Linked DNA regions of Homo sapiens: all the other regions are linked to region 2. Evidence: read pairs that join two places in POLR2A ChIA-PET (ENCODE). Cell type or tissue: HepG2. All regions are shown on one strand. Region 1 overlaps SULT2B1 (sulfotransferase family 2B member 1). Region 2 overlaps ODAD1 (outer dynein arm docking complex subunit 1). Region 3 overlaps SULT2B1 (sulfotransferase family 2B member 1).

The links. ChIA-PET counts read pairs that join two places held together with the same protein. Peaks named below come from ENCODE experiments on the same cell type or tissue, not always from the same donor. Only the 100,000 strongest peaks of a DNase experiment are listed, where the experiment ranks them.
Region 1: POLR2A ChIA-PET joins it to region 2 with 7 read pairs; 2 of 35 experiments call an interaction of 5 or more read pairs at or near these places.
Region 3: POLR2A ChIA-PET joins it to region 2 with 5 read pairs; 1 of 35 experiments calls an interaction of 5 or more read pairs at or near these places.

What each region holds. Positions count from the first base shown.
Region 1 is chr19:48,556,764-48,560,763 of GRCh38, reverse strand. The region is part of intron 1 of SULT2B1 (sulfotransferase family 2B member 1); the gene reads right to left. Among named protein-coding and RNA genes, the nearest start is that of SULT2B1, 6.6 kb to the right of the region's middle. In HepG2, a CTCF peak has its summit at 313; DNase peaks (open chromatin) are centred at 303 and 2,283.
Region 2 is chr19:48,307,588-48,311,587 of GRCh38, reverse strand. It overlaps ODAD1 (outer dynein arm docking complex subunit 1), which reads left to right. Exons shown (of 16, transcript NM_001364171.2): 7 at 1-35. Among named protein-coding and RNA genes, the nearest start is that of ODAD1, 12 kb to the left of the region's middle. RefSeq lists enhancers at 1,857-2,546, 2,547-3,237. In HepG2, a CTCF peak has its summit at 2,070 (motif pointing right); DNase peaks (open chromatin) are centred at 1,117 and 2,097; H3K4me3 peaks cover 756 bases; H3K27me3 peaks cover 178 bases.
Region 3 is chr19:48,563,723-48,567,722 of GRCh38, reverse strand. The region is part of intron 1 of SULT2B1 (sulfotransferase family 2B member 1); the gene reads right to left. Among named protein-coding and RNA genes, the nearest start is that of SULT2B1, 14 kb to the right of the region's middle. In HepG2, no CTCF peak of the experiment used is centred here; a DNase peak (open chromatin) is centred at 2,432.

The DNA of each region.
Region 1 (4,000 bases), 250 kb before region 2:
GTCTCGAACTCCTGACCTCAAGGGATCCACACGTCTCGGCTTCCCAAAGTGCTGGGATTATAGGCATGAGCCACCACGCCCAGCCTCATTGACAGTTTTTGAAATTGACTATATGTGGAAATGATATTTCAGATAGATTAGATATGTGATTAAAATTAATTTCACTTGTTTCTTTTGTTTTTTTAAAAAGGTGGCTACGAGAAAATGTTTTCCTATGGGCTCACGGTATATATCTATGGAGGGTGGCCAGGGTCATGGAAACCATAAGGGTGACAAGTCCCCCCGAGAAGAAATGGCCACTGAGGGGCAGCCTCTGACTGCAGTTCCAAGCCCCTGTTGGATTCCTTTCTCTGGCATGAGGGTTATGAGTGGGGCCTCAGTTTTCCCATCTGTAAAATGGGCATTGTAACACTGGGACCACACAGGGCTGTTGTGAAGACTCAGTGAGCTCATCCCCACACAGCCTTCAGCACAGGGCCTGGCTCAGGGCAGATGCTCAGGAAGCTCATCATTATTATCATTCCTCACCCATCCCCTCCCTTGCTAGCATTCGAGTTTCTGGCTCAGCAGCGGTCTCAGAACTGGGGAAGGAGGAAAGAGAGAAACAGCACAAATGCTGAGTCAGCTGCGAGCCCAGGTCAGGCCCTTCCCCGGTCATTGCCCGTTTCACAGACGCTCAACCCTGAGGGCAGTCCTTTCTACCAGGAGGGTCCCAGCTCCTGAGCCATAGGGGCGGCATTCGAACCCAGGACTGCCTTCCTGTGGGCATTCTTCTTTTCTTTTTAATTTTTTTTTTTTTTTTTTAAAGAGAGATGAGGGTTTGCTATGTTGCCCAGGCTGGTCTTGAACTCCTGGCCTCAAGCAATCCTCCTGCCTTGCCCTCCCAAAGTGTTGGGATTACAGGCGTGAGCTGTGGCACCTGGCCCCTGCAGGCTTTCTTGCCTGCGGTGTCACGGTCCCCACTTTCCCAGATCCTTGGGGCTCTGGTCCCCACGTAAGTAACTGGCCACACCTCTCTTAGGGCCTCCACTCCAGGCCTCCGGGCAAGGCGAGGGTCTCCCTTCTCAGCCTGGCATTTATTCCATGTCATGGGTGACCCACTGGGTCCCACAGTTCCTCCTCCAGACCCTCTGGGTGGCAAACTGGGCTGCTTAGTTCTTTCCAAATGGGTCCTGAACTCAGCTGGCCAGCATGGCGAAACCCTGTCTTTATCAAAAATACAAAAATTAGCTAGGCATGGTGGCACATGCCTGTAATCCCAGCTACTTGGGAAGCTGAGGCAGGAGAATCGCTTGAACCCAGGAGGCGGAGGTTGCAGTGAGCTAAAATCACGCCACTGCTCTCCAGCCTGGGCGACAGAGCAAGACTCTGTCTCCAAAACAAAACAAAACAAAACAAAACAAAACAAAACAAAAAACAAAACCAAATGGGTCCTGAACTCTGAACATCACCACTTCCAACCTTTCCTCTGCCAGTCCGTACACAGGCCCACCAGGCACAACTGCCTCCCCCCACCCCAAAGAGCGAGTGGAAAGGAAAACGCATCCTGTCCCTCACTCTTCAAGGCTGAGTCCCTCGTCAGGGGCTGGGTGGAGAAGGAGGGAACCGTGAGCATCTTTTTCCACTTCTCCCCAAGTCCCCGCATCCGCTAGTGCTGGCCCCGAAGCCCCTCTCCCTAGTCTGCCTGCCCAAATCTCACCCAGCGGGGAGGCAATGCCTTATTATTTCTTAATTGTTTGAAACCCCTTGATCAGCCCGTCTCAGAAAAAGCAGCTTCAGGCCAGTCGCGGTGGCTCACACCTGTAATCCCAGCACTTTGGGAGGACGAGGCGGGTGGATCATCCGAGGTCAGGAGTTTGAGACAAGCCTGACCTATATGGTGAAACCCTGTCTCAACTAAAAATACAAAAATTTAGCCAGGCGTGGTGGCGCACGCCTGTAGTCCCAGCTACTCAGGAGGCTGAGGCAGGAGAATCGCTTGAACCCCGGAGGCGGCTGTTGCAGTCAGCCGAGATGGTGCCACTGCACTCCAGCCTGGGCAACCAGAGTGAAACTCTGTCTCAAAAAAAAAAAAAAAAAAAAAAGAAAAGAAAAGAAAAAAGAAAAAGCAGCCTCATGACTGGCAGGGCTTTGGCCATAAAATCATTCATGTGGCTCAGCCCTCCCTAAGGAAGGTGGGGCCGGGGTTGTAAAACCAGAGCTGGCCCCTCCTCGCCCTCCCCGTCAATAAGAGGCAGAGATCAGAAGGTGCCGGCGCCAGGGACTCCCGAGATCAGAGCGCGGGGAGGAGCGGCCACCGCAGCTCTCCTTGGCTGCCCGAGGCGCCCCAGGTCCAAAGGCCGGCGTGGCTTCTCTGGCCTTGACACTCTCCGTAGCCCAGCACGCAGGGAATGCAAGGAAACGCCTGGAACCGCAGAGCGCCTGCTAACGCCTCCTGTCTGGGCTGAGTCTCCCTCCCGGATCTCGCTCCTTCCGGGTCTTGCTCATCCCCAAGTTCCCCATCCAGGGCGTGATACAGTCAGGCTTCCCTGGTTCAAATCCTGGCTACGCCCTGCTTGGCAGCTGTGTGACCCTGGGCAAGTCACTCAACCTCTCTGGGCCTCACCTCTTACAGGGGATGATAGTAGTTAAAATGGGTTAATCTCCGACGGCTGTAAGGATTAGATGAGGTAATACAGACAGCACTCAACAGGTTGAGAACAACTGCAAGGATGTTACAGGGATTATAACATCCTGGGCTTGTCAGCCTACTGGGTCAGCAGCCCATCCTGCCTACCGCCTGTGCCAAATGTTTTCCTCTTACGATTTTATTTTTTTTAATTTTTTTAATTTTAATTATTTTTTGAGACAGAGTTTCACTCTTGTTGCCCAGGCTGGAGTGTAATGACACGATCTCGACTCACCGCAACCTCCGCCTCCTGGGTTCAAGCGATTCTCCTGCCTCAACCTCCCGAGTAGCTGGGATTACAGGCATGCACCACCATGCCCGGCTGACTTTTTTCTATTTTTAGTAGAGACGGGGTTTCTCCATGTTGGTCAGCCTGGTCTCCAACTATCGACCTCAGGTGATCCGCCCACCTCGGCCTCCCAAAGTTCTGGGATTACAGGCGTGAGCCACCGTGCCCGGCCTCTTACGATTTTAATTTAGCCCTTATTATCCTTTTAAGTCCTTTTTACATACAAGACCACATGGAACACATATTAAATTTCTTTTTTCTTTTTTTGAGATGGAGTTTCAATCTTGTCACCCAAGCTGGTGTGCAGTATGCGATCTCAGCTCACTGCAACCTCCGCCTCCTGGGTTCAAGCAACTCTCCTGCCTCAGCCTCTCCAGTAGCTGGGACTACAGGCAAGTGCCACCACGCCTGGCAAATTTTTGTGTTTTTAGTAGAGACGGGGTTTTACCATGTTGGCCAGGCTGGTCTTGAACTCCTGACCTCAAGTGATCCGCCCACTTCAGCCTCCCAAAGTGCTGGGATTACAGGCATGAGCCACAGAGCCCGATCTCACATATTAAATTTCTCATAATTCATAATGAACCCCATAAACTAGAACATTCTGAGCGATGCATCTTGCTGATATCTCTGGGCCCCTTCCTGTGGCATCTACCCGTCCCTTGAGCTGCTATCCTGAATTAAATTCTGGTCAATTCCTTGTTTGGTTTTTATTTTATTTTTTTAGAGACGGGGTCTTGCTGTGTTGTCCAGTCTGGTCTTGAACTCCTGGCCTCAAATGATACTCCTGCCTTGGCCTCCCAAAGTACTGCAATGGACAGGAGCCACCATGCCTGGCCTAGGACAACTTTTTTTTTTTTGAGACAGAGTCTTGTTCTGTTGCCCAGGCTGGAGTACAGTGGCAGGATCTCAGGTCACTGCAACTTCCGCCTCCTGGGTTCAAGCGATTCTCCTGCCTTAACCTCCTGAGTAGCTGAGATTACAGGTGTGTGGCACAACTCTGGCTAATTTTTTTATTTTTAGTACAGATGGGGTGTCACCATGTT
Region 2 (4,000 bases):
ACCGCTATCTGAACGTGGACCGCAAGCTGAAGAAGGTCAGTGGCCCTGAAATCCAGGGGAGGAGACAGGGACCCCTGCGCAGGTCCTCCCCACAGCTGTTTGCCCTTCCTGCTCTAGCACTCAGGCCTCAAGTATGGGATTGACTAGAGCGGTAGGCTTGCTTTAGTCCAAAAGGCATGGAGGCCTGGGAAATGTTGGAGGACATTTCCAACAAAAAAGTGGCCTCATTTATAGTTGTAGAAAGCAGAATGTCATTCTGAATAGTATCACCCAGGGCAATCTATGAGCAAGCAAGACCATTTATTATACATTCCACGGGGATCTTTGAAGAACCAGCCCTGTCCCCTCTCTTTTGACTTTCTTTCTTTCTTTGTTTTGAGATGAGTCTCACTCTGTCGTCCAGGCTGGAGCACAGTGAAGTGATCTTGGCTCACTACAGCCTGTGCCTCCCAGATTCAAGCAATTCTCCTGTATCAGCCTCCCGAGTAGCTGGGACTACAGGGGCCTGCCACCACGCCCAGCTAATTTTTTGTATTTTTAGTAGAGATGGGGTTTCACTGTGTTAGCCAGGATGGTCTCGATCTCCTGACCTCGTGATCCGCCTTCCTCGGCCTCCCAAAGTGCTGGGATTACAGGCGTGAGCCACCACACCCGGCCGATTTTTTTTTTTTTAAGTAGGGACAGGGTTTCACCATGTTGCCCAGGCTAGTCTTGAATTCCTGAGCTCAGGCAATTCGCCTGCCTCGGCCTCCCAAAGTGCTGGGATTAGAGGCGTGAGCCACTGCGTCCGGTCTTGACTTTCATTTGGAAATAATTTCAAATTACAGAAAAAGGTGCAAGAATTATACAAAGAACTCCTATATATCTTTCACCCAGTTTGATAATTTGCCACATTTATTTTCTCTTTCTCCCCCACTCTTACTATTGGTGTGTGTAATTATTGTTTTGCTGAGAATAATTTATTATCCTGAATGCTGAACTGTTTGACAATATGTTGTAGACATTATGCTCCTAAGTACTTGAGAGAGCATTTCCTAAGAACAACGCCATTTCCTTACATAAACACAGTGCTGTTATCCAAGTCAGGGAGGTTAACATTGTTAGAATTCTAAACCGTCCATATGTCAAGGTCACTGATTGTCCCAGTGATGTCCTTTACAGTGAACTTGATTTTCCTACTCTAGGCTCCGGTCCAGAATCTCACGTTGCATTTGGTTGTTCTGGCTCTGTTCATCTGGGTCAGTCCCTTGGGCTTTTTTTTCTCCATGACGTTGACATTTTGGAAGCATCCAGGCCGTTTGTGTTGTGCGATGTCCCCTGACATGGGTTTATCTGGTCTTTTTTTTCTTTTTTGATACTAAGTTTCACTCTTGTTGCCCAGGCTGGAGTGTAATGGCGTGATCTTGGCTCGCTGCAACCTCCACCTCCCGGGTTCAAGTGATTCTCCTGCCTCAGCCTCCTGAGTAGCTGGGATTACAGGCATGCACCACCATGCCCGGCTAATTTTGTATTTTTAGTAGAGACAGGGTTTCTCCATGTTGGTCAGGCTGATCTCAAACTCCTGACCTAAGGTGTTCCACCCGCCTCAGCCTCCCAAAGTTCTGGGATTACAGGCATGAGCCACCACGCCCGGCCGGTTTATCTGATCTTTCTTCATGATTAGACTTGGCATCTGCACTTTGGGGGGAATGTCACAGCAGTGATAGTGTGTCCTTCCTGTGCAAGATCTCAGGAGGCACCTGATGTCAACTTGTCCCATGACTAGTGATGTTGTCTTTGATCACTTGGCTAGCCAGGAAGAGTTTTCCTTTTTGTAGTGAATAAGTGGTCTGTGGGGAGATTCTCTGAGACTGTGTAAATATCTTGTCCCCTGACACACCTTCACTCAATCATTTTGTTACGGGATATTTACGGCGTCACTTTTCTGGCTGGAAACCTCCTTGGCCAGTGGTGCCTTTGCCCGAGTTCTTGTACTGTGTCCAGGAAGAAGGAGGTAGGCAGACAAGTGGAGCGTGAGCAAGATGAAGAGGAGCTTTACCGAGTGTTAGGACAGCTCAGAGGAGACCTGCAGGGGGCAGCTCCTCTGCAGGCAGGTCGTCTCGTCCAGTGTTCAGCTATCAGCAGTGAGGAGGCCCTGGAGAGGGTGGTTCCTCTCCGCAGGCAGATTGTTCAGATGTCTCTGCAGGCCTCTGAAGCTCTCAGCAGAGAGGGTAGCTCCATGGGTGGCCATGGGCAGGCCTGGAGGAGACGTTGCAAGTCCCCACTCATTTTGCAGTACTGGCAACCTGGCCCCCAGCCTTCAGGCCCTCCCTGGCTTGAAGGAGGGACCTTACCGGGTACTTGCCCTCTTCTGCCCAGGAATCTGCCTGCCTCCTGCTGCCATTCATGGCACTGGGCTGGACCCCAACCCCTCTCTGAGATCAGAGTGGGTGTGAGAGAGGAGAGAGGCCAAGCAGCAGGAGCAGACACGCTCGAGCCTGCAGGGATCGGGGTGGGGAGGGGGGTGCGGTGGTGCTTTCCTGGGCCGTTCAGGGTACAGGCTGCAGAGAACTTCAGAGATGCCTAGGTCCTGTGGTTGGGAGGGTGGCTGCAGCTGCACTCTGGGAGCTCCCACCCCACCAACTCGGAAGGGGCAGGACCCTCGCTTGTCCCCGGCTGCTGCCTGCTCCCTGGAGTGGGAGGCCCGGGTCTGTAGCTGCGGGTTGGGCAGCTGCAGCTGCACCCGGGAGGGCAGATCCTGCCTGCTCCTGGCTCCCTGCAAGAGCACAGAGAGGCTCAGATCCACAGCAGCAGTTTGGGCAGCTGTAGTCCCGCCCAGGAGGGCGGGGATCCTGCCTGCTCTGTGGAGCAGAAGGCCTGGGTCTGCAGCTGTGGTTCTGGTGGCTGCAGCTGCACACGGGGAGCTCCCATCCCAACTCAGAAGGGTCAGGGCTCCTACCGGCTCCATGGAGTGTGCAGCCACAGCCAGCAGCTACTGCCATCAATTTTATCATCCATGAATGATTCTTCCCTGAATGGTTATTACTGTAATGGCTGCAACAGGGTAATTTAAAAGACTCTGTCATTTCTCCCACATTTATAAGATCGCATTTTCCTTAAGGAAACACTTCTCGGCTGGGTGTGGTGGCTCATGCCTGTAATTCCAGCACTTTGGGAGGCTGAGGCAGGCGGATCACCTGAGGTCAGGAGTTCGAGACCAGCCTGGCTAACATGGTGAAACCCCGTTTCTACTAAAAATACAAAAAATTAGCCAGGTGTGGTGGTGCACGCCTGTAATCCCAGCTACTTGGGAGGCTGAGGCAGGAGAATCACTTGAACCAGGGAGCTGGAGGCTGCAGTGAGCCAAGATTGTGCCATTGCACTCCAGCCTGGGCAACAAGAGTGAAACTCTGTCTCAAAAAAAAAAAAAGCAAAAAGGAAACACTTCTCTTTCTCCCCCTGTATATTTGAGTGTTGTCAGTGAGCATTAGTGTATTCTGACTTTATAGATGATGATCCGTAACTGCCATTCATTTTAATATTCAAATTGCCCCAGATTTGGTTAGTGGGAGCCCCTTCAAGCTGGCTTCTGTGGCCTTTGGACATACCCCATCACTTTTTGGGAGTACTTCCTCACTTTCTGGCACACGAAGATAGTCTGGGTAATCTGGACCTTGTTCTGCCCCATCCCTGGGGTTGGCCATTTTTCTGAGGAGTCCCGGTTCTTTCTAGGGAAGAGTAGGTGTTGAGGCACTAAGAGACCGTTTTCTTTTTTTTTTTTTTTTTGAGACGGAGTCTCGCTTTGTCACCCAGGCTAAAGTGCTGGAGTGCAGTGGCATGATCTCGGCTCACTGCAAGCTCCGCCTCCCAGGTTCACGCCGTTCTCCTGCCTCAGCCTCCCGAGTAGCTGGGACTACAGGCACCTGCCACCACGCCCGGCTAATTTTTTGTATTTTTAGTAGAGACGGGGTTTTGCCGTGTTAGCCAGGATGGTCTCGATCTCCTGACCTCGTGATCCGCC
Region 3 (4,000 bases), 260 kb before region 2:
GCTGGGGTTACAGGCGTGAGCCACCGCACCTGGTCTGTTGCCTTCTTTAAATCTGCCTTCCTCACTAGCAGGAGAGCTGGGAAGTGGCAGAATTTTTCCCTGTGCTATGTCCTTCCTACCTTCAAAGCCAATGTCCGACACACGGGTAACACTGTGTTCTTTTTTTGTTGTTGTTGAGACAGAGTCTCGCTCTGTCGCCCAGGCATGATCTTAGTTCACTGCAACCTCTGCCTTCTGGGTTCAAGCGATTCTCCTGCCTCAGACTCCTGAGTAGCTGAGATTACAGGCGTGCACCACCACGCCTGGCTAATTTTTGTATTTTTAGTAGAGACGGGATTTCTCCATGTTGGTCAGGCTGGTCTCAAACTCCTGACCTCGTGATCTGCCCGCCTCAGCCTCCCAAAGTGCTGGGATTACAAGTGTGAGCCACCGTGCCTGGTTAAATACTGTGTTCTATTTGCCAGATCCCCGAATGAACCTGACCCCCTAGAAACATAAGGAATAGACAGATGCCCTTGAGGAAGCGCGCAGTGAAATATATCCCAGGGCGATCATGGCAATGATGTTCCAAGAGAGGCCAGAAACAACAGGGGACGGGGTAAATGAGTCTGGACCTGGAAAAACGCTGGAATTCAGCCACTCAAAAGGAGTTTACATCTTGACAGGGACTTGGGTTATACATGCATCTCTGCATCTCTCCCTCTCCCTCTCTTTTTTTTTAAAACAGAGTCTTGCTCTATCGCCCAGGTTGGAGTGCAGTGACACAATCACGGCTCACTGCAACTAGCACCTCCCAGGTTCAAGTGATTCTCATGTCTCAACTTCCCAAGAAGCTGGGATTACAGGTGTGTGCCAACACGTCCCTCTAATTTTTTTTTTTTTTGACAGAGTCTCACTGTGTCACCAAAGCCGGAGTGCAGTGACACAATTTTGGCTCACTGCAACCTCTGCCTCCCGGGTTCAAGTGATTCTCCCATCTCAGCCTCCTGACTAGCTGGGATTACAGGAGCACACTGCCACGCCCAGCTAATTTTTTATATTTTAGTAAAAACGGGGTTTTACCATGTTGCCCAGGCTGGTCTGGAACTCCCGAGCTCAAGCAATCCACCCGCCTCAGTCTCCCAAAATGCTAGAATTACAGGTGTGAGCCACCACGCCTGGCACATCCCTCGAATTTTTGTATTTTTAGTAATGATGGGGTTTTGCCATTTTGGCCAGGATGGTCTCGAACTCCTGGCCTCAAGCAACCCACCAGCCTTGGCCTCCCAAAGTGCTGGCTTTACAGGCATGAGCCATTGTGCCCAGCCGTACATATATTTCTCAAAATGAGCACACTTTAGCCTGGGTGCGGTGGCTCGTGCCTGTGATCCCAGCATTTTGGGAGCCCAAATCCTCCCAAAATGGGAAGCAAAGTGGGAAGATCACTTGAGCCTAGGAGTTTGAGACCAGCCTAGACAACATAGTGAGACTCCGTCTCTACAAATAACAATAAAATATTTAGGCTAGGTGCGGTGGCTCACACCTGTAACCCAGCACTTTGGGAGGCCAAGGCAGGCAGATCACCAGGTCAGGAGTTCGACACCAGGAGTTTGAGACCAGCCTGGCCAACAGAGTGAAACCCCGTCTCTACTAAAAATACGAAAATAGCTGGGTGTGGTGGTGTGCGCCTGTAGTCCCAGCTACTTGGGAGGCTGAGGTGGGAGAATCACTTGAACCCAGGAGGCGGAGGTTGCAGTGAGCCAAGACCATGCCATTGCACTCCAGCCTGGGTAACAGAGTGAGACTCCGTCTAAAAAAAAAAAAAATAGCCTGGTGTGGTGGCATGTGCCTGTCTTCTCAGCTACTTGGGAGGCTGAGGTGGAAGGATTGCCTGAGCTGGGGAGGTCGAGGCTTCAGTGAACTGTGGTTGTACCACTTAGGTGACAGGGCAAGATCCTGTCTCAAAAACAAACAAACAAACAAACAAAAAACTAGCACACTTTAGATTTGTGTGGTTTACTGTAGGTAAACTTCTATTAAAACAAACAAACAAACAAAACCACTAGCTAGGTGCAGTGGCTCACATCTGTAATCTCAGCACTTTGGAAGGCCGAGGCAGGCAGATCACCAGAGGTCAGGAGTTTGAGACTAGCCTGGCCAACATGGTGAAACCCCATCTCTACTAAAAATACAAAAATTAGCCGGGCGTAGTGGTGCACACCTGTAATCCCAGCTACTCGGGAGGCTGAGGCAGGAGAATCGCTTGAATCTGGGAGGTGGAGGTTGCAGTGAGCCAAGATCTAGCCATTGCACTTCAGCCTAGGTGACAGAGGGAGATTCCATCTCTCTCTCTCTCCATCTCTCTGTCTCTCTCTCTCACACATACACACAAACACACACACACACACCCCCCCATAAACAAATACTGAAGTAGTTAATAATATGCAGCCTGGAATGTTTAGGGTGAAACATTCAGATGTCTGTAACTTACTTTGAAATGCATCAAAAGTAAGGATTAGGCCGGGCACCGTGACTCATGCCTGTAATCCCAGCTCTTTGGGAGGCCTACGGAGGCGGGTCATCTGAGGTCAGGTGTTTGAGACCAGCCCGTCTAACATGGCGAAACCCTGTCTCTACTAAAAAAAACAAAAATTAGGCTGGGCTCAGTGGCTTATTCCTGTAATCCCAGCACTTTGGGAGGCTGAGGCAGGTGTATCATCAGTCCAGGCATTCAAGACCAGCCTGACCAATATAGTGAAACACAATCTGTACTAAAAATACAAAAATTAGCCGGGCGTGGTGGCACGCACCTGTAGTCCCAGCTACTCGGGAGGCTGAGGCAGAAGAATCGCTTGAACCTGGGGGGCAGAGGTTGCAGTGAGCCAAGATCAAGCCATTGCACTGTAGCCTGGGCAACAGAGTGAAACCCCATCTCAAAACAACAACAACAACAAACCCAGAAGGATTGATAGATGGCTAGAGGGATGCAAAGATCTGTGATAAAACAAGTACTATATAATAAAATTTAAGTGTATCCTGAAAGGGACACTGTAAAAAAGAAAAAAATTTTAAAAATTTAAAAAACCCCAAATTTTAGTGGTGGTGGGCATAGGGGTGTTCATGGGGTAATCTTTCCATTGTTCTTGTAAGTTCCTCTTTTTTTCTTTCTTTTTTTTTTTTTTTTTTTTTTTTGAGACGGAGTCTCGCTCTGTTGCCCAGGCTGGAGTGCAGTGGTGTGATCTCGGCTCACTGCAACCTTGCCTCCTGGGTTCAAGCGATTCTCCTTCCTCAGCCTCCCAAGTAGCTGGGACTACAGGCACCTGCCACCACGCCCAGCTAATTTTTTGTATTTTTAGTAGAGACAGGGTTTCACCGTGTTAGCCAGGCTGGTCTCGATCTTTGGACCTCGTGATCCGCCCGCCTCGGCCTCCCAAAGTGCTGGGGTTTCAGGCGTGAGCCACTGCACCCGACCTATTTTTTATTGTTATTTTTATTTTTTGAGACAGAGTCTTGCTCTGTCGCCAGGCTGGAGTGCAGTGGTGCTATCTCGGCTCACTGCAACCTCCACCTCCTGGGTTCAAGCGATTCCCCTGCCTCAGCCTCCCAAGTAGCTGGAACTTCAGGCACCTGCCACCACGCTTGGCTCATTTTTTGTGTGTATTTTAGTAGAGATGGGGATTCACCATGTTGGCCAGGATGGTCTCGATCTCCTGACTTCGTGATCAACCCACCTCAGCCCAGTCTTCTTCTTCTTCTTCCTCTTCTTTTGTTTTTTTTTTTTTTTGAGAGGAAGTCTCTGTTGCCCAGGCTGGAGTTCAATGGCATCAACTTGGCTCACTGCAACCTTGCCTCCCATGTTCAAACGATTCTCCTGCCTCAGCCTCCCGAGTAGCTGGGATTACAGGCATGTGCCAACACGCCCAGCTAATTTTTGTATTTTTAGTAGAGATGCGGTTTCGCCATGTTGGTCAGGCTGGTCTTGAACTCCTGGCCTCAAGTGATCCACCCACCTCGGCCTCCC